Regions from separate parts of the Homo sapiens genome. Here region 1 is linked to region 2. A link is a loop called in an ENCODE intact Hi-C map of the cell type or tissue named here. Cell type or tissue: A673. All regions are shown on one strand. Links, peaks and the distances in the headings refer to the core of each region. The heading gives the core; the rest is flanking DNA.

Evidence for each region. Hi-C counts contacts between places; a loop is a spot of excess contacts. Peaks named below come from ENCODE experiments on the same cell type or tissue, not always from the same donor. Only the 100,000 strongest peaks of a DNase experiment are listed, where the experiment ranks them.
Region 1: a loop joins it to region 2, with 2.2 times the contacts of the local background. A loop is called at or near these places in 1 of 110 quality-filtered maps.

The regions. Positions count from the first base shown.
Region 1 is chr5:103,987,397-103,998,472 of GRCh38, forward strand. No RefSeq gene overlaps it. Among named protein-coding and RNA genes, the nearest start is that of NIHCOLE, 88 kb to the right of the region's middle. In A673, for the core only: no CTCF peak of the experiment used is centred there; a DNase peak (open chromatin) is centred at 5,825.
Region 2 is chr5:104,095,740-104,106,815 of GRCh38, forward strand. NIHCOLE (ncRNA involved in NHEJ oncogenic ligation efficiency) reads left to right here. Exons shown (of 3, transcript XR_001742526.3): 3 at 8,435-9,713. It also overlaps the pseudogene RNU1-140P. Among named protein-coding and RNA genes, the nearest start is that of NIHCOLE, 20 kb to the left of the region's middle. In A673, for the core only: no CTCF peak of the experiment used is centred there; no DNase peak of the experiment used is centred there.

The DNA.
Region 1 (11,076 bases), core at 1,135-9,134, 110 kb before region 2:
TTTTCACTAAGTTTAATGACACATTTTTAGCTACACAAATTACATGTATATCAAGATTTTAAAAAATAAGTAGTAATGTGTTTTGCTAAGATTTCATGAAAGTCACATGGTTCATAAAATGAGAAAACTGTATGAGCCAGTTGGCAAAAATATACTCATTTCAAAATGTATGGAAAATAACTTGTTCACAGAATAGATTCTTATCCCTTTTATTGAACCACTTAACATGTAGTGATAATTATTCAATTTTTGAATGGGCACCTACTATGTAAAACCCTTTTCCAGGCACAATGAGATTTAAGATGAAGAGTAAGAGTCTAACCCACCCCCTAGATATTTATAATACAATGTGATCAGGAAAAATAATATACGCATATTCATATGTGAATTTTAAGACAAATAATGTAAAGGCTATGATCCAATGTTTCTCAAAGTTTGTTTCTCAAATTGCAGCATCAGCATCACCTGGGAGCTTATTAAAAATGCATATTCTCAAGTTGCATCTCAAACCTACTGATTCAGAAAGTAGAGGATGGGGCCCAGAAATCTGTGTTCTAACAAGTCCTCAGGTGACTCCGACGCATGAATTAGTTTGAGAATTACTGTGCAATGCAGTTATAAACAAGGTGTTCAGGAAGTAACACAGAGTTGTTTTCTTTTTATTGAAAGGGAGGTATTAGTCCATTTTCGCACTGCTATAAAGAACTACCTGAGATTGGGTAATTTATAAAGAAAAGAAGTTTAATTGACTCACTATCCTGTATGGTTGTGGAGGCCTCTGGAAAGTTATAATCATGGTGGAAGGCAAAGGAGAAGCCAGGCACGTCTTATGTGTTGGCAGGAGAGAGAGAGAAAGAGAGAGAGGAACCACTACGCACTTTTTTTTTTTTGAGATGAGGTTTCACTCTGTCACCCAGGCTGGAGTGCAGTGGTGTGATCTCAGCTCACTGCGACCTCTGCCTGCTGGGTTGAAGTGATTCTTATGTCTCAACCTTCCAAATAGCTGGGATTATAGGTGTGTGGCGCCATGCCTAGCTCATTTTTGTATTTTTTTACTAGTGACAGTTTCGTCATGTTGGCCAGGCTGGTCTTGAACTCCTTACCTCAAGCGATCCACCTGCCTTGGTCTCCCAAAGTTCTGGGCTTACAGATGTGAGCCACTTCGCCTGGCCCTGCCACACACTTTTAAGCCATCAGATCTCATGAGAACCCACTCATGAGACAGCACTAGGGGAATGGTGCTAAATCATTAGAAACCACCCTCATGATCCAATGACTTCCACCAGGCCCCACCTTCAATACATGGGGATTACAATTTGAGATAAGATTTGGGTAGGGACAAAGAGCCAGACAGTATCACAGACTTTCAAGGGAAATTAAGAAAGGAATGAATATCTATTGAATGCTCCTATGTGCCAGAGCAATTGTTTTATTATTATAGCAATCTATAAAGTTACTTTCAATTTACAGAAGAGAAAAGTATCACAGACTTTAATAAAATTGCCCAAGGTCACACACCTAACTCTTGATCAAGAAAGGAGCTGAAACTGTGTCTATTCAAAACTCAGTGAGAAGAGATACAAGAAGGATGGTTTTACTGAAATGTAGTTTCACCAGCCTCATAGGGACTGCGGTATTCATAATTCTAAGATGGACCCCAAGATTCTTAGCTTCTGCTAATATACATACCTTCTCCCAATGGTTCAAACAATATCTAGGCACTGCTATAAAGGGATTTTAGAGATTTAACTAGGCCTAAATCAGTTTACATTAACATAGGGATATTATCTGGGCAAGCTGACTAATCCCAACAGATCTTTACATCTGGGTTAAGAAGTCAGAAAAAGATGAAATCAGAAATTGGAAGCATGAAGACTCAATGCAGTGTTGCTGGTTTGAAGACAAAGAAGATTATTTGGCAAGAAATGGAAGTGGTCTCTAGTAGCTGAGAGTGGTCCACTGTTGGTAGCCAGCAAGAAATGGGAAATTCATTCATACAGTCACACAAAAATAAATAAATTATGTCTACAACTGGTTAACTTGGAAGAAAACCCTGATCCTCAGATGGGAATAATAGCTCCAGCTGAAATCATGATTTAAGCCTGACAAGACCCTGAGCAGAGGGCCCACCTACTTTACCTGGGCTCCTGACCCTCAAAAAGAATGAGGTAGTAAGTTTTTGATGTTTTAGGCCACATGGCTTATAGTCATTTGTTAGGTAGTAATATAAAACAAATACAGATTTTGGTATGAAAAGTGGTGTGCTGCTATAATAAATAATTAAAATATGTGGAGTACATACTTGGAACTGGATAGTGGGGAGAGAATGGAAGAATTCTGAGGCATATGGTAGAGGAAGCCTATATTCCCTTGAACAGTTAGAAGAAATGTGAACATGAAAGACACTAACGGTGAAGGCTTAGAAGGAAATGAAGAGCATGATAGAGAAATCCCAACTGGCTTTGGACAGATTGCAGGTGGAAATCTTGAACTTAAGGATTCTGATGGTGATGCTCACAAGGAAGTTATGAGTATGTTACTGGAAAGTGAAGGAAGGGAGATCCTTGTTAGGTAGTGGCAGAATGTAGAGCAAAACTATATTCTGCAGCTATCTGGAAAGCAGAACTTTTAAGTAATAAATGCAGCTGTATAGATAAGGAAATTTCAAGCAAGGTGCAAAAGGTTTTTCTCATTTCTTCTTGTCACTTATGGTAAAATTTGAGAGGAGAGACAAAAATTACGGAAAAAACACATTAAACAAAATCAATTGTTAAGCAAGTGTCCCCTGCAGGAAAAGATACAGTAGAGGGGTTAGCCGGATGCTGTGTGATACACATACATAGGCAGAACACTGGAGCACATGCTGAATCTGAAAGAGGGAAAGATATTCCCACACAAGGTCATAAGTCCAGTACAGGATGTGAGGACTCTATCTCTTGGTTGAGTTGCAAGCTCAACTCCTATTCTTATACGGCCGAAAGAGGGTCCAAAGACTGAAACACATCAGACTGCCTTCCCAAATTAAACAAGGATCTGATGATTGGGGAAGTGTGTAGCCTATCCATATGGTGGAAGATTCTAAAATTAAGATATTGCTTCCAAAATATGGCATAGAGTAAAAGACAAGGCTGTGGCCATATAATTGTTTGCTAAAACCTTAGAAAGAAAAAAAAGTCAGTCACAGGAAAGGATATTTTAAAAGATTAAGAGTATGCCTTACAGATCCTCTCAAACAGACTAGATCACCTGTAGGAAGCTTAAGAGAGTTGGCTCCTGACCATTGCAGCAGGAGCACAAAAAAAAAAAAAAAAGGGTGGGGGGTAATCTCCAAAAGATGATTTGTAGCTGTGGCTTTTGTTTAATAGCGGGAAATCAGGAAATCCAGCACAATTCCCAGAAGATTGATATATTTCTTGAGAAAATTATATCAACAAAAATACATCCAGGTTGGATTGAAAAGGACAGAGAAAGTAGGAAATGAAAAGAAGCTACCATATATCTGAAATTCCACTGTGTAGAAGCAGGCTGATGAAACTGCTTAATTGCAAATGCTTGCTGTCTTTAATGACTACAGAAGGATGACTCAGAATGTGAAATCAAGAGCCCCGATTATGACGCTGAGAGCCATAAAGGATTGGTCCCAGGCCTTGAAGCCGGATCAAGGAACTCTGGCCTAACTGGATTTCAAAATTGCTTTGGCCCAGCGACTCCTTTTACTTTGCACTTTTATCTTTTTTGAAATAGAATGTCTATAACTTTAACGTATGCCAATTCCACTGTTGTTGCAAGGAAACATAATTTAGGCGCATGATTTTATCTTCAGTTTCATAGGTCCACAGATACAAAGAAAATCTGACCCAGGATGGATTATAACCTGGGGTCTGATCAGTCCTAATTTCGAGCATTTAAATGTTAAATGGTGAAATTTAGATTTAATAAATGATGAAATGTTAGATTTGAGCTGCCACTATAATGGAATGAGATTCTTGGAAAGCTTAGGAAAGGATGAGTCTATTTTGCATTTGGGAGATACATGAATCTTTTTTGGGAACAGAGGACAGACTGTGTTAGGCAGAATTTTAAGTGACCTCAGAGATTTCTGGACTCTGGTGTACACATGCCTTCTCCCATTATTCAATCAAATATTCATCTAGCTACTGCTGTGAAGGGATTTTTCATACATAATCAAGAACCTAAATAGTTTAGTTTTCTTCTAAACTACATGGCAAAGACAAAAGAGTATTTTTAAGTAGATTATTTGTTGAATTAAAGTTGTTTTGAATAACAAAGTTAAATAATTGATATAAAGTGACCACTGTTCTCCTAAATTAAATATTATTTGCTTTCTTTTATGTAGTCCTAGAATTATCATGTAAATTACTACACTTCAAAAGAATCCCTCAATTTGTCAAATGATAAGATAATCATTACCTCTGATTATTCTTTTGTCTGAAGAGTCTGATGTGCCTCCCATTCACTTCTAGGTCACCAGTATTAATCTCAGATGCCTTGTTTTTTCTATTTTTTTCTTTTCTCTGTTCCTTTTTGTTTTACGTAGTTGTCCCTGGAATTTACTTTGAGCCCAGTTATTTTAACTTAATCTATAGTTTTTGAAAATAATGTTACATTTCCATAGATTCTATTTTAAACACTTTTACGGTATATCTTTATTTATATAAACAATGTAGACATTTTATTTTAGACTATCTTTGGTGTGTCAGAACTTTTGGGCATTCATTAGAATAGATATGTACTCAGTTTCTCTGGGTATTTGTGGTAGTCAGTGCTAATAAAAGGGCTCTTACGTAATAAAAATTTCACTTTTCTGGGTATCACAGCGATACAGTCCAGGCCCATATCATATATAAACCTAGTGCCAGCAAAAGAATAAGAGCTAATTGTTCTGAATGGAACCATAAAGTCTGTCACCACATGAATTGGTGACCGGATTTGTTCTGCTGAAAGATCCATCAGTGAATTGGACTATCAATTTAAATTTGACTGAATTCAAACCAGATGACCTTTATAAAAGCCTCATGGGCACTATTGGGGAGGAAAATGAAAGAGTAGTATAGAACTTCAACTGCCACATTATATATAATAATGATTTTAACTACTTTATTCTAAATACCAAATTCCAGATTGTTGTAGACTCCTTTGAATATATGGCTGAGAACTTCACTTTAGAAAAGATATAAAGTCCTCAATATTACAAGGTGAAACTAATTTTCCAAACAGAACTCACCTAAAAAGGGTTACTATTTCAAGCTGAACACTGCTTCTTCCTTTGCTTTGACTTTTCTCTGTGAAGTTGAAGTTATTTAAACTTCACTATATGTTGGTAATGCTAAGATTGATTCCATTTCATTTAGTGATCCTTATTTTGGAATAACGTTGATTTTTTTCTGCAACATGAATGGGGTATTTGCAATTTCTGAGATAAGGAATAGTTCAAATGAGAGCAGGAGTGAGAAAGGTCTAAGATAATTTAATTAACAAATATTTATTCCTAACCAAGTTCACCAGCTGAAATAGAACTAATAGCTATTGATATTCTAAACTTATTCATAATCTTACCAAATGGACATTATCGAAATTGTATGGGTTTTACCTCCACAATATTCTTTGCTTTGGACACATCATTACTTTATTAATTGTCCTTTTGCTGTATATAATGTATGCATGGGTACACATATATGCACATGCATTCTATTTGTCATGCAGACTCTCTAAAGCAACCCAAGAAATGTCAGCAGACCTCCTGGAGGCAGGAAGTGAGACTCATTTCAATTTCAAACTACATTAATTCTGAATGAAATCAAAGCTATTCTCACATTTATTATGGCAACCTGGTACAAGTGAAAAATTGCAGAATTTTAATAAAGCCATTTCCATTGGTTTCCTTACATTCCTGCAAACTCATAAATCAATTTCTGTCAGCCTTTACAAATTTATCAGTTCTTATGAGTAAACGTGACAGCCAAATACTATTTAAATCTATAAAGCTATATCTCTGTTAGTGAGCTAAATAAAGTGTTGGCCTCAAAGATGCCCTCTTTGTTATTTAGAGTTTATTTATTTCTAGCTCATTTAAACTATCTGAAGCAACAGGAAATATTTTACCCAGAGCAACAAAAACAACAAAGATTAAGTCAAAAGTCTATGTTTCTTTAACGGTCGAGTACAAAATAAAATTAAATTGAAAATCAAGTTAAAGTAAGAAAAGCAAAATGCTTTATTCAATTTTTTAAAAGAAGGGAAAAAAAACCTATGCATGTGAATTATACTGTAAAAAAATACCTCTTAGTATCTTTGAAATTTACTCTTTAGATCCTTAACACCTTTGCATACACATGGTAAACATTAATTTCTGGGTAATAAAAATGTGATTTAATGCCACATTCACAGCTTTATGCATATTCCAAATGTCTCAGCAGACTAATTAGAAGTATCACATTTTATGGAATGAGCATTCCTCCTTATTTTCTTGGTCTCTAACTACTGTGTAAAATTTAAATAAATGAGGTATGTCTACAGCAGAGAGAAAGGTGGAGAAAATGCTAAGTAGAACTGTAGTTAGGCTAATAAGGTGAATGTTTTGGGTCTATAATTTTTGCACCAACAAAATTTCTTTAGAAGGGTCACAGTCAGAAAGTGAAGATAATCAGACAAGTAAGATTTCTGAACATTACAGAATTTATGACATTATCCAAAGCAGTAACTCCTCAGGCCAGTTGAGTAGATGTTAAGAAACAGTCAATAGTCCTAATTTGTGTCTATTATTTCTTACTGCCAGTCAGGTGGCTTTGTAATTGAAATGCTCAGTAATAGTTTTCTACCTAAATTCTAATGATGCCCTTTATAATTCTCTTTTTAATGCAGTTCCTGAACTTTAGAAAGGTTGTTCACTGCCAAATGTCAGTTCATTGTGAAGTGCTGTATTGGAAAACCTCTTGGTTTTTAAAAAAGATGAAGTATTGTTCATTATGCCTGTTGAAAATTGCATTGTCCAATCATATGCTAAATTGTTGATCAGTTGTCTCCTATCAAATAACAGGTAGAAAAAGATTAATAACTTATTTTCTAATTTAACAAATATGCCATATGTAGAATATTTGAAAATAATATTTTAAAAGAAAATGCACAATTTATTAAATTACAAAAGCTTATCATAAAAACTTTATGGTCACTTAATTTGTGAACTCTAGTAAAGAATTATTATCATAGAATCACCATTAAAATGATCAGGTAAAATTTATCATCATCACTTTCCATCCAATTCATACCTTCTGGAAATAATTTTCTCCTTTTCTATTTTGGAATCAAAGATCTTTTTGCTCATCCTGCTTTTTTGATTGATTGTTAAAACATGTGAACCCAGAGTTTCTGAGATATACAAGTTAATAATTAAATTTAGTTTTTAATAAAAAGAACAAAAAAAACCACAGAATTTTTCAGAGTAAAAAAATTATTTTTATTCAATTTGTTATTTAAAAATTGGATGGCAATTGGACAACTTCAAAACTATGTCCCACAATGAGCAAATATAGTTTAAATATAGTTTAAATTTAGTGGGAGAGACTGAAAAATGCGTGTATTTTTGACATCTGGATATTGATTAAGATTAAGATCCCTAAAACTAGAAGATCAAAACGAAAAGCCAACTAAAATTTTATTTATCCTATTATGGAGGAAGTTTAATATAATTTATTCTGTTTATACCTATTTAACTGATATGTTAATTTACAAACATATTGAACAAAGGTACATGTGTCTCTTGGGATTTGCAGCTTCGGGAGATTAAGAATTTTAGATTTGCTTTTCTTACGGAGCTCTGTCAGAAGTCGTTTATGGGTAAATTATTCTGATTAGGACTAGACGGTTTCTCAGGAATGCCATAAAATAAATCTAAATGTCTCAGCTGTGTTTCTGGTCCAGCAACACCCTCATTAAAGAAACACCACACAATTGCTATGTTGGCAGCCTTGATTTTAAACACCACTCTAGGTTGCACGTAAAAGAGAATAAATTACCTTCTTATTCTTCTAAAAGTCCATAGTGCTTGTAATTTAGTATTGAGAGGCACTCTGAGAACAATGTCCAGAAGCATAAACTACTTCTCCCATAAGGGTATGATACCTGTGAAACAGATGTCATTAACCACAACTCTCAATTTTTCATGTTTTACAGGCAAAGCCAAATATTTTAGGAATTATGTAACCACTCTTAATAAGTGATAAGTAAAAATACTCCCAAGTTAAATTTCATTTCCAGTTTCAGAGGACTTCATTATCCTTAGAAAAATCAATAATCAGAATATGAGAGAAAAAGAAAACTGAATTTGAAAGCTCAAGACACTAAAAAATTAAGATTTCAGTGGGGCTTCAGTCATGTCATATATCAATTACAATATTTTTCTGTGGTGCTGATTCCAAAATACAGACTCTCTAGCCTATGTATTTAACTGAGACGATCCCTTAGGGTTTGAAAATATGAGAAACTGGCTCTGTCAGAATGCAGACTGCTTAGAGGTAAATGTTCAGTATCAAATCTGCTCTTATTTTTAAAATGTGGCTTTTGGAATAGTTGTTTACCGCTTATTATGATGTTGCCAAGTGTCATTTGTGCTGAACTGCTTTAAAAATATGAAGAATTATATGTCTCAGAGCTAAGAAAAAATACTGGATGTGAATAAAATACTTTGCCCTAAAATCCCATTACGAAAAATGGACAAATTTTGATTACCTATGCACATGCCATGGATTCACATGATAAAGGACAGAAAACAAACATAGTTTCTTTGCATCATCATAAGATAATCCACAAGTTACGTGGATTTGTATAAAATTTTATTTTAGTAAATTGACCTCATTGACTTTGTTCTCGTTATCATGATGACAGAATCATTGAACTGATTGAAATATTTGACAATACATGCTTTTAGCATTTTGATTCTTTGTTCAGATGAGGAAGAAAATGTTCAATTCAGTTTAATGTACATTTAATGAGCACTTACTCTGTTGCAGTCACTATATCAGACACTGAGATGCATAATGAATAAACTAGAGACTTTATGTATTCATCTAGTTATTGCATGTTCAACTCTTATGGACTTTCCAACTAAGAACAATAACAACAAAAATCAAAACAAATTAATCAAAACAAAAATCTTCAAAAGTCATCCCAAACATAAAATAATTGAGTTTCAACACAAATATTTCCTTTTCTTTCTCCCACCCACTTTTCACTGTAATTCTCACTGTATAAATAAAATTACTTAAAAGTTTCCCAGTCGAGAAACAGAAGCAATGAAAATTAGGTAATTTATTCAGTGTTTCCAGAAGCCACTTAAAATTAGCAGGTGTGGGAGAAGAAATACAGATCTCTGGCTTTGTATTGAATAGAAGAATTGGATTAAAAGACTATGCCCTAAATCTGGCTCCAAAGCCTCCCATTTTTGTAATTTGGTACAGTTGTGTGACTTTGGAAAAGTCACTTAAATTTGTAGCACCTTAACCAATTCACCTGTAAAATGACGTATAATACCTTTCCTTTCTAACTTACAAGGTCAAAATGCTGATTAAATGAAATAGTATACATACGGAAACACAATTCAATATTCTCAGTTTTGTAATTAATAGATATTTAATGCAAAATCGCTTGCAGAAATTAAAGGTTTCTCATATTAAGAAATGCCAAACATTCTGAATTGTCAAAAAATGGGCACTGCCAGGTGCAGTGGCTCATGCCTGTAATATAAGTGGCTTTGAGACTCTGAGGCAGGAGGATCATTTGAGGCCAGGGGTTTGAGAGAAGCCTGGGAAACATAGTGAGAACCCCAGCTCTACAAAGTTTTTTTAAAAAATTAGCTGGGCATGATGGTGCACATCTGTAGTTTCAGCTACTCAGGAGGCTGAGGCAGGAGGATCACTTGAGCCCAGGAGTTTGAGGCTGCAGTGAGCTATAATTATGGCACTGCACTCCAGCCTCAGTGACAGAACAAGACCCTGTCTCAACAAAAGACGTGGGACACCAGATGAAGTTATTAAATTTAATAGATACGGTAGTTAAAGTGATATTTTCACTTATCCATGTTCAAAAACCAATTTTCTGAGTTTGTTTTTGTTTGTTTCTTTTTATAACAAAGGCTTATACTCTTAGTTAAAGCCCCTTTTGGGATATGCTATATTAATGCTCTGAATAACACTCTGAAGATTTTTTATAAGTTTCAAGAGCTGATATTTTGAAAATGTCTATATTCTAGAACCTGGTGGACAAAGTAATACATCCAGCAATAGAAGTAAACCCTGCAAATGAAATGGTCTTTCAAAGATGCCAAAGCATTATTGGTGCCCTTATGGAGTTGACAGGAAGCCAAAGCTGAAGAGCATATTTTAATCACTTGATTTAATTCGATTACCACTGTAGCTATTATAAGAAAACGATTTCCAATTCTGTGAAGAAAGGCATTGGTAGCTTGATGGGGATGGCATTGAATCTGTAAATTACCTTGGGCAGTATGGCCATTTTCACGATATTGATTCTTCCTACCCATGAGCATGGAATGTTCTTCCATTTGTTTGTATCCTCTTTTATTTCATTGAGCAGTATGGAACCAAAAAAGAGCTCGCATTGCCAAGTCAATCCTAAGCCAAAAGAACAAAGCTGGAGGCATCACACTACCTGACTTCAAACTATACTACAAGGCTACAGTAACCAGAACAGCATGGTACTGGTACCAAAACAGAGATATAGATCAATGGAACAGAACAGAGCCCTCAGAAATAACGCCACATATCTACAACTATCTGATCTTTGACAAACCTGAGAAAAACAAGCAATGGGGAAAGGATTCCCTATTTAATAAATGGTGCTGGGAAAACTGGCTAGCCATATGGAGAAAGCTGAAACTGGATCCCTTCCTTACACCTTATACAAAAATCAATTCAAGATGGATTAAAGACTTAAACTTTAGACCTAAAACCATAAAAACCCTAGAAGAAAACCTAGGCATTACCATTCAGGACATAGGCATGGGCAAGGACTTCATGTCTAAAACACCAAAAGCAATGGCAA
Region 2 (11,076 bases), core at 1,955-9,954:
ATTAGAGCAGGGAGACCCTGGGCTCTGCCCATTAAACCACTTTCCCCCTCTAGTCCTCTGGGCCAGTGGTGGGAGGGGCTGCTGTGAAGTGTCTGACATGCCCTGGAGACATTTTCCCCACTGTCTTGGTGATTAACATTCAACTCCATGTTACTTCTGCAAATTTCTGCAGGCAGCTTGAATTTCTCTCCAGCAAATGGGTTTCTCTTTTGTATTACATAATCAGCCTGCAAATTTTTCAAACTTTTATGGTTTGCTTCCTCTTGCACATTTTGCATCTTAGAAATTTCTTCCAGCAGATACCCTAAATCATCTCTCTCAAGTTCAGAGTTCCACCGATCTCTAGGGAAGGGGAAAAATGCTACCAGTCTCTTTGAGAAAGCATAGCAAGAGTCACCTTTATTCCAGTTTCCAAAAAGTTCCTCATCGCCATCTGAGACCACCTCAGCCTGGATTTCATTGTCCATATCAGTATCAGCATATTGGTCAAAGGCATTCCACAAGTCTCCGGGAAATTCCATACTTTCCCACATCTATCTTCTTCTGAGCCCTGCAAACTTTTCTAACTTCTGCCTATTACCTAGTTCCAAAGTTGCTTCCACATTTTTGGGTATCTTTACAGCAACACCCCACTCCCAATATCAATTTCCTGAATTAGTTTGTTCTCACGCTGCTGTGAAGAAATACCCAAGACTAGGTAATTTATGAAGAGGTTTAAATGACTCAGTTTCTCACGGCTAGGGAGGCCTCAGGAAACTTAAAATCATGGTGAAAGTCACCGCTTCACAGGGCGCAAGAGTGAGAATGAGTGCCAGCAGAGGAAATGCCAGACACTTATAAAACCATTAGACCTCATGAGAACTCACTATCACAAGAACAGCATGGGAGATAACACCCCCATGATTCAATTACCTCCATGCGGTCCCGCCTTTGATATGTGGGGATTATTACAATTCAAGGTGAGATTTGAGTGGGGACACAGAGCCAAACCATATCACTAACCTTTCTTGGAAAGTCTTTAGCCTCTTTTTCCTACACTATTTTGTCCAACTGAAATGATTTGCTAGGTAGCACAAACATGGCAGTGTTCCAAGACACCTTAATTCATTCAGAGGTTTTAACAGTGGGTGATGGATTTGTTATCTTTTACTGCATAACACATTACTTCAAAACTTAGTGGCTTAAAATAACACATATTTATCATCTCACAGTTTCTGTGGGTCAGGAATTTGGACATAATTTACATGGGTCCTCTGTGTGAAGATTTCTTATGAGGCTTCACTGACGTTATCAGCTAGTGCTGAGATCTCATTTGACCTGGAAAGGATCCACTTCTAAGCTTACTTACATGGTTGATGGAAAGATTCAATTTCTCCAGGATCGTTAGAGGGAGGGTCTCATTAACTCCATGACTCACTCCTTAGAGGGGGCCACCCTAAGCTTCTTGCCAAATACAGCAATTTACTCCATAAAGGCCAGTGAGAAAGAAAGAGTTTGCAAACACAGTGGAAGCCATCATCTTATGTAATGTAATCAGGGTAGTAACAGTCTATTATTTTCGCCATCACTAAGATGTAACACACAGGTCCTCTCCAAAGTCAAGGGAAGAGAATTCCTACAGGGTGTGGATACAAAGAGGCAGCAACAATTGTGTCCGTCTTCCAAGCTGCCTGTCATAAATGCGATAGATACCCGTCGGCTTGATTTGATCTTTGTAAGCACGTGAGATTTAATTTGTACTTTGTCTTCTGTCTCTCTTAGGACTTCTCAGTTTAATCTTTTACCAGTTAGTATTGAAAAGAAATTACCTCTTTAAAATGGTAAATTCTTGGTTTTTAGATCTCAATCATTCTCTTTCACTACCACTTTCTAACTGGCTAATTACTGTGCAGTATCTTGCCACTTCAGCCAACTGCATCCAGCACACACTCCTAACGATCTGTTTCCAGTCTCTTCCCTAAGGCTGCTGTCCCATAAAAGTTCAGAGCCAAGAGAGAGTAGGTGGAACAGCATCAGCTCTCTTTGCTCCTGGATCCAAATGTAGCCATCTCCTCTACTATCCCCACACAAGGTGATACACGACATTTCTCCAGTACTCCAGACGCGCAGCAAGAGGTAAATTCCGTAAAATTCCAGATTGTGACACTTCTCTGCGGAGTATATTCTACCATCATCTTTTGAAGCCAACCATGAAGTGTCAGAGGAACCCCCTCTCAGCCCCACACAAGGAGGATATTCCTTTTTGATGCTATAATTCATTCAGAGGCAGGGAACCTTGCCCTAGAAAGCTGGTTATTACATCTCTTTTTATTATTCCAAATATGTAGCTTTTGGCATTAACCTTTGCACTTGAGAATTAAAAATCCCTTCTCTTCTCCTACCGTTTCATTCATAAAAATGTTTTGATTTTGAAAAACTGAGGACTCCAGTTTTATTGTGTGCTGGGATGTTTTCCTGGGTAAGTTCAACCTGCCTAAGCTGCTAGGATAGTTTGAAGAATGAAACAAGAAGATGAAAGAATTACTAGTACTGAAAAATAAAACATAAATTTGAAACATTGTCTCATTATGTGTGCTTTCTTTTATTTATGTTTCCCTTATCTCTTTGCTTTCTGTATTTTGCCTCATAGATTTTTTATGTGTCTTTAAATTATCTAGTGTTTTTGGAACTATATATTCCATTTTCAATTCTACTGCTTTGTTATCTTTTAGTTTTTCAAAAACATTTTAAGCTTTCTTTTCCTATAATTTTCACCCTCTCTACTAAAAGCCATTTTTAGGATTCTGTCTTGTTTTATCTTATATTCTTTTTATTTCACGTAGTTGCTCTTGATCTCCGTCCTCATCCTTTTTTTGCTCTACTAACTTGTAACTCTTGATACATAAAGGCCATAACTTACTGCAATTATTAGAGAATACCATCTCCCAGATACTTTCTTCTGCATGTCACAATAGATCATCTCTTGAAGTATGCTGTTCCTCTAATTAATCTTCATATTGTTTTTTGTTTTTTTGTTCTTCAATACTTGCTTGGCTCCGTGGTTTTATTTTTTCTTAATACTCATATTTGAATAATGTGAGATAATGACACTGGGGTAAATATTTTTCATAGGTAAGAGTCAAAAGATTGCCTTTCTGCTTATCTGGCCGGGGAGATACCAGGATCACAAAAGTGGTTTTCACAGGGTGAGGCTTATCCATTATATTCCAGATATGCTGACCCCTGTGATTTCCCCAATTGTGGGAAACTTGACTGCATAATTTGTGGTAGTGGTGGACTGCATTCATAATCTCCCACAGAGACTGTGATATCAATCTCTGATATTATGATATCACAGTTATCATAATTTATATGTCTGATATAAATTTTTAAAAGATTAAAAAAACCATTGCTTTCGGCCCTACTGTTTATGCTTCAATAAATACTTGAAAAGAAACTTGATATGTTCAACTCCAAGGGCAATTTTAGGTTTTAAACAGACTTTATATGATTGCTTACCTCTTCTATATGCTAAACCTTGCTCAGCATTATAGAATTTTATAGAATTACATGAAAAATTAGGATTTCTACCCTTTTCCTATACTATTGTAAACTTTTATGAAAAAGTTGTCTTCAGTGAGTAAAGTGTGATGACTAAACACCCTATCATTCTTAGTTTTTACCAAATTGTTATTTAGAATTTATATCTTATCAAGGAAAATCGTGTGTGTGTGTGTGTGTGTGTGTGTGTGGTGTGTGCATGTTGGAGGGAGGTATACACATGTGTGTGTTGGGGTTGTAGCCTGAATTTAAATACAGAACATACCCCAAGGGAGAAGAGGAATTTATGCCACAGTTCAGATTTGTATATTCTCTGAATCAGGCAACAAATGAGGGTTGAATGCATGTCTATCAATATTGTTTTCTGGATTACCTAGTGTAGTTGTATGAAGCTGAATATATTATTGCCTAATGGACTTAGGTCTCAATAGTATTTTTTTTTCCTTCAATTAAATTTCATCAGTCCTATATTTTTTTAAGTTCCTACAAGATTTTTGGCTTGTCTTTCAGCACTAATTTCAAGTTATTGATGTTTTAAATCTTTTTTGTGTCTTCCCAGTTATTTTGTGAGGAAGTGGAAGAGGATAACAAAGGCTCTTAATGAAGCCATTAAGCCTGCTTTCCCATGTATAATTATATGATTATATTTAAAATTATATTTATCTTCCTACTTACAACCCTACATTTTAAAAATAAAAAGTTTAGAATAATAAAAGTACATATTAGATACCTGAAAAATACCTTTGTAGAATGAATTGAAAATTCACAAAAGTCACATAGCAATGGGGCTACTGCCCACTTAAAATACTTAAATCAATCAAGAACAGTAGAATTAACTTGTCTCCGATCAGGCTTTGGCTCAAATATCAATGATAGTGTGCTTCAGGAAAACAGAAAGATGTAGTGTTAATACTAAAACAAATAATGTCAATACAATTGAAATGTGAATGACTGTGCAACATTAATTGGATTTATCTTCTATAAAATACATGAAAAATATTGGTAAAATTACATGATATTTCATAAACATAAAAGGTAACTCAAAAAGAGATGCATGTCTAACATATTCTTGGTTTCAATGATATTTTTGAATCATTTCCAATGCATGATTAATTATGGCAAAAATAAGTAAGCTTGGAGAGTAATTGAATCAGAACCTGTCTTCTAGATGTTTTGCTATCATACTTTGAATACTGAATATATATTTATATGGTTTTTGCTGCAATAATGAGATAATGGGTCACCTATTTTATTTTTTGTCTAAAATCAGCAAATAATAGACAGCCAAAATAAAGAATCCCCAAACAACGTATTAAGGGTGTCAAGGGATCTATACTTCAGAAGTTAAACTGTAGTAAAGATTTTCCTTTACTTATTTCATATCCACCACTTAAAGATATATATGACAATACACATCTTTCCAAGTAAGGTAATTTGGAATCATATGAGTAGAATATACCTCTTCCTAAATATCTTCTTGCAAAAATTTCCAAAAAAAATCATTGAAAATTTCTTTTGGAAAAGTATTGCTTGAGAAATACAGCTCCCCTGAATCCTATTTCTTCAAACAGCCTTGCCATTGTACCAGATGGAGAGAGATAACACATGTAATTTAGCAGTGTCAGGCTAACACCTCAATGTGTTTTTACAAAAATGGAAATCTTGCCCTCCCAGAAGACAGTAATAAATAACAGAAAAATTCAAAATAAGAATGATTAGGAAGCTCTTTTTATTGTAATTCTTTCTAAATTTGTATTTAAATTAAATTGCACATGTTATAATATATATGAAATAATTTTATATTTAAATTATATCTACAATTTAGAGATACAGTATTTAAGGATGCACTACAGTATTCCTATGTGCAGCAGCCAATTATGCTTGTTGCAATATAAAAGAATATTAACTTCTCATATATTATTGTAGCTAACAGAGTGCATTATTTTTTGACAAATGTGATATATTGTAATGGTTTCTGAGTGCCTCAAAATGAATATTCCATCAAAAAATTTTAAATTTTTATTCATTCAAGTATGAATTAATATGTACTATATTTTATTGGCCTTTTTGGGAACAGGTATGTATTTCTGCACTTACCTGAAATTTAATGTTGGCAATAAGACATGATATTGTGGTAGAAGTTGACAATAAATATCCTCTGTAGCCAACTGGATTTTGACACACAATTAAGGAGAACCTCACAGTGTAATTTCCACATAGATCAATAACATTAGATTTTCCACACAGTTCAGCCTCTGCTGATATAAATGAAGGCCTCATTTTAAATTAGTTCAGGTAAAATGGGATTGCTCAAGCAACATTTAGAAAAAATATCTTTCCTTAGCCAAATTGAAGTCTTCACATAAGAAAGATAAATATTTATGTATTAATTTGATCATAGATTAAAAAGAATTATTTTCACACAGATGGCTTATTTTACAAGAAAGGATAACTTTATAACATAAACTGATAGATTGGTGGAAGTTGTTCACTGACAGCAATGTACTTGGCTAATAGATAAAGTCTAGCTTTTTTGTCACCATGAATTCATTTATACATTGAAAAATCATCTAGGGACAAGGCATGAAGAAAGGATACAATGGGCCTATTCTAACAATAGATTCGATTTCTTTATTTTTGTGTCTCCATATTGTCACCAAATTCTCCTCTGAATCATATTTTATCTGTCTAAATTATACTTTTTTACTCAGATCCCACTTTATCTCCTCTATTCATTTCAGAGGCTCAGAGGGGAAAGGGGACAATTTGGTCATAAAATGGAGCCTTTTCAATTGGGCTATGTGACAATAACCTGGTATTATTGGAGAAAAAAAATGTTCTTGTAACCATTAGTTTGCAGTCCTAGAAGACTGAGTAAAAATCAACCATCACTTTTTTTTTAATGGATATTTTGACTGGATGAAAATGTCCTTTGTTATATGGTGCAAATTCCTGAGAACAATTTGATGAACCACTTCTCATTGCACAAGTCTTGTTCTTACCAAGAAGTTAATAATATTTATTCTTATGTAAAGCAAGAATTAAGTTCCAAAAATGTCTCCAGATTTTACTAGGACTGTAAACTTCTGGAGAGCAGGAATTCTGTATGACTGGTTTTTACACTCAACAGTATCAAGCACAATACTTTGCAGGTAAATATTAGATCACTTGATATATTTCTACCTTAAAATATTAAGTAACTTTTCTACCTTAAAATATTAAGTCTATTAATTTGGACATTCATACTTTCCTTCTTGGTGGAGATAATTATTCTACTGAAAAAAATTTTAAGGCAGAGAATATTATCAGTCACTTTCAAAAACAGGAAGGTTTAGGTTAAAAACAAATCTTAACAGACTGCATCACATCATACATACATGAGACAAATGCCTTAGACTACGTGTAATGAAAGATCCTTCTAAAAAAATTTCCAATTCAATTACGTAAAATTAAATTAAAAAGTTATAGTATAAATGCAAATTAAAATATCAAATACATACAGAATACAATATCCAATTTTTTATTATTAGATTCTACAGACTTTTTTTAAGTTTCTGTAAAATTTTCTAAATGCATACTCTGTACATATTTATTTCATCATGGACAAGTAACAAGGAGATCACAGGTGACACCAATCCCCTGACCACGCTTTGAGAAGCACTGTACTAGATTGACTTTCTAATGTCAGTCTTCATTTTCTAGCTCTGTTACAGCCATGGTCTCCATATTATCTAGTACAACACACATACAAATATGTGTGATACAGTATGAATATAATATAAAAATATGTGTTATAATATAAATATAATATTAAAATATGTCTTTATACTAGATAATAATACTTAATAACGTTGAGTGTTTAACTGCTCTAAGCACTTTACCTGCAGGAAACAGTTTTTTTTTTATTTTGGTGAAATACAACTAACATAAATTTATTTACAATTTTAAGCATTTTTAAGTGTATAGTTTAGTGGAGTTAATATATTCAAAATGTTGTGCAGCCGTCACCATCATCAGTCTTCATAACTCTTTTCATATTGTAAAATTAAAAGTTTATGCTCATTTAAAAATGACTCCCAATTTCCCCCCTCCTCAACCTCTGGAAACTACCATTCTATTTTCTGCCTCCGTAGTTTTGCCCACTCTAAGTACCTCACATAAGTGGAATTTGTCTTATTTGCCTGTTTGTGACCGGCTGATTTCATTTAGTATAATGTCCTCAAGTTTTATTCACGTTATATAGCATATGTCATAATTTTCTTCACTTTTAAGCTTGAGTAATATTTCATCGTATGTATCTCACATTTTGCTTATCCATTCATCTCTCAGTGGACACTTGAGTTGCTTCTACATTTTAGCTGTTGTGAATACTGCTGCTATGAACATGGGTGTATAAATATCTCAAGACCTTTTTATCAGTTTTTTAAAATATATACTCAGTAGTAGTTTAGCTGGATTATATGGTAATTTTATTTTTAATTTTTGAGGAACTGTCCTACCCTTTTATTCAATAGTAGCTATACCAATTGACAATTGGCATTCCTACCAACAGGGCATAAGGGTTCTCAATTCTCCACATATTCCCTGATACTTGTTATTTTCAGGTGTTTTTTTTTTTTTTTTTTTTTTATGGGAGCCATGTTAATGGGTGTAAGGTGATATTTCATTATAGTTTTGATTTGCATTTCCCTAATGATTAGTGATGTTAAGCATCTCTTCATGTGCCTATTGGCCATTTGTATATCTTCTTTAAAAATATATATATACTCATTCCTTTGCCCATTTTTGAATTATGTTTATTTTTTGTTATTGAGTTTCAATACTTTTCTATATAACCTAGGTATTAATCCTTTATCAGACTTAAGATTTGCAAATATTCTCTTTCATTCCACAGGTTGCTAATTCTCTCTGTTGGTAATATCTTTTGATGCTGTTGTGTCCAGAATTGATTCATTCCTGTGGGTTCTTGGTCTCACTGACTTCAAGAATAAAGCTGCGGACCCTAGTGGTGAGTGTTACACTTCTTATAGATGGTGTTTCCGGAGTTTGTTCCTTCAGATGTGTCCAGAGTTTCTTCCTTCCAATGGGTTCATGGTCTTGCTGACTTCAGGAATGAAGCCGCAGACCTTCGCAGTGAGGTTTACAGCTCTTAAAGGTGGCGTGTCCAGAGTTGTTTGTTCCCCCTGGTGGGTTCGTGGTCTTGCTGACTTCAGGAATGAAGCCGCAGACCCTCGCAGTGAGTGTTACAGCTCATAAAGGTAGTGCGGACACAGAGTGAGCTGCAGCAAGATTTACTGTGAAGAGCAAAAGAACAAAGCTTCCACAGCATAGAAGGACACCCCAGCGGGTTCCTGCTGCTGGCTCAGGTGGCCAGTTATTATTCCCTTATTTGGCCCTGCCCACATCCTGCTGATTGGTCCATTTTACAGAGTACTGATTGGTCCATTTTACAGAGTGCTGATTGGTGCATTTACAATCCTTTAGCTAGACACAGAGTGCTGATTGCTGCATTCTTACAGAGTGCTGATTGGTGCATTTACAGTCCTTTAGCTAGATACAGAACGCTGATTGCTGCGTTTTTTACAGAGTGCTGATTGGTGCATTTACAATCCTTTAGCTAGACACAGTGCTGATTGGTGGGTTTTTACAGAGTGCTGATTGGTGCGTCTTTACAGAGTGCTGATTGGTGCATTTACAATCCTTTAGCTAGACACAGAGTGCTGATTGGTGCGTTTATAATCCTCTAGCTAGACAGAAAAGTTTTCCAAGTCCCCACCTGACCGAGAAGCCCCACTGGCTTCACCTCTCACTGTTATACTTTGGACATTTGTCCCCCCAAAATCTCATGTTGAAATGTAACCCCTAATGTTGGAACTGAGGCCAGACTGGATGTGGCTGGGCCATGGGGATCTATCCGTCATGAAAGACTTAGTGCCCTCTCCACAGTAATGAGTGAGTTTCCACTCTATAAGTTCATGTAAGAGCTGGTTGTTTAAAAGAACCTGGCATCTCCCTTTTGCTCCCTCTCTCTTGCCATGTGATGTGCCTGCTCCCCATTTGCCTTCTGCCATGATTGAAAGTTTCCTGAGGCCTCACTAGAAGCAAATGCTGGTGCCGTACTTCTTGTACAGCCTGCAAAACTGTGAGTGAAATAAACCTCTCATCTTTATAAATTTCCCAGCCTCAGCTATTTCTTTATAACAACATAAAACAGATTAACACAGATGCACAATTTTTAAAAATTTTATAAGAAAAAATTTGTCTCTTTTTTCTTGTGTTATCTGTGCCTTTGGTATCATATCTAAGAAAACACTGACAAATCTAATGTAGTAAATCTTTTGCCCTATATTTTCTAGTAAGTTTTTTTTTAGTTTTAGGTCTTACGTATATACTTTTGATCTATTTTGAGTTAATTCTTGTACATGGCTTTAGATAAAGATCTATCTCCATTCTTTTGTATGAGCATATCTGATTTTCCCAGCACTATTTTTTGAAAAGACCGCCTTTTCCCTATTGCGTGGTTGGCAACCTTGCAAAAGATTATTTGACCATATATATGAGGCTTTATTTCTGAGCTTTCTATTCTATTCCGTCTGTCTATATGTCTGTCTCTATGCAGTACCACACTGTATTGATTACTGTGGATTTGTAGTGAGTTATAAAATCTGGAAGTATGAGTTTTCCACACTTCTTTTTCAAAATTGATTTGGATATTTGGCATCACTTGAGATTCCACTTGAATTTTAGGATTTTTTTTCTATTTCTACAAAAAACATCATTGAGATTTGTATAGAGATTACATTGAATCTATAGATTGCTTTGAGTAGCACTGCTATCTTACTAATATTACGTCTTCTAATTCATGAACATAAAATGTGTTTTCATTTATGTTTTCATTTATTTCTTTCAGCAATGTTTTGTAGTTTTCATTGTGCAAGTCTTTTACCTCTTTAAGTTGTCAAATATTTTACAGTTTTTGATGTTATTGTAAATAAAATTGCTTAATAATTTCTCTTTCAGATTGTTCATTGTCAGCATATAGAAATGCAATTGATTTTCACTTGTTTGTTTTGCATCCTACTATTTTGCCGAATTTATTTATTAGTTTTCAAGTTTTTTTGTGTGTGTGGACATGTAAGTTTATATACTCTGTGAATGGTGATAATTTTACTTCTTCCTTTGTAATTTGTTTGCCTTTTATATGTTTTTCTCGTCTGATTGCTCTGGCTAGAATGTCCAGTGATAACTATGTTGACTAAAAATGGTAAAAGTGGTTATCCTTGCCTGGTTCTTCATCTTGGGGGAAAAACTTTTAGTCTTTTACTGTTGTGATGTTTACTGCAGGTTTTTAACATATGCCTTTAATTATGTTGAGATATTTCAGTCTATTCTTATTTTGTTGAGAATTTTTATCATGAAAGGATGTTGAATTTTCTTGAAAGCTTTTTCTGTGTCAATTGAAATAATTATGTGTTTTTTTCTTTATTCCATTAATATTGTATATTACATTGATCAATTTTTGTATGTTGAATTATC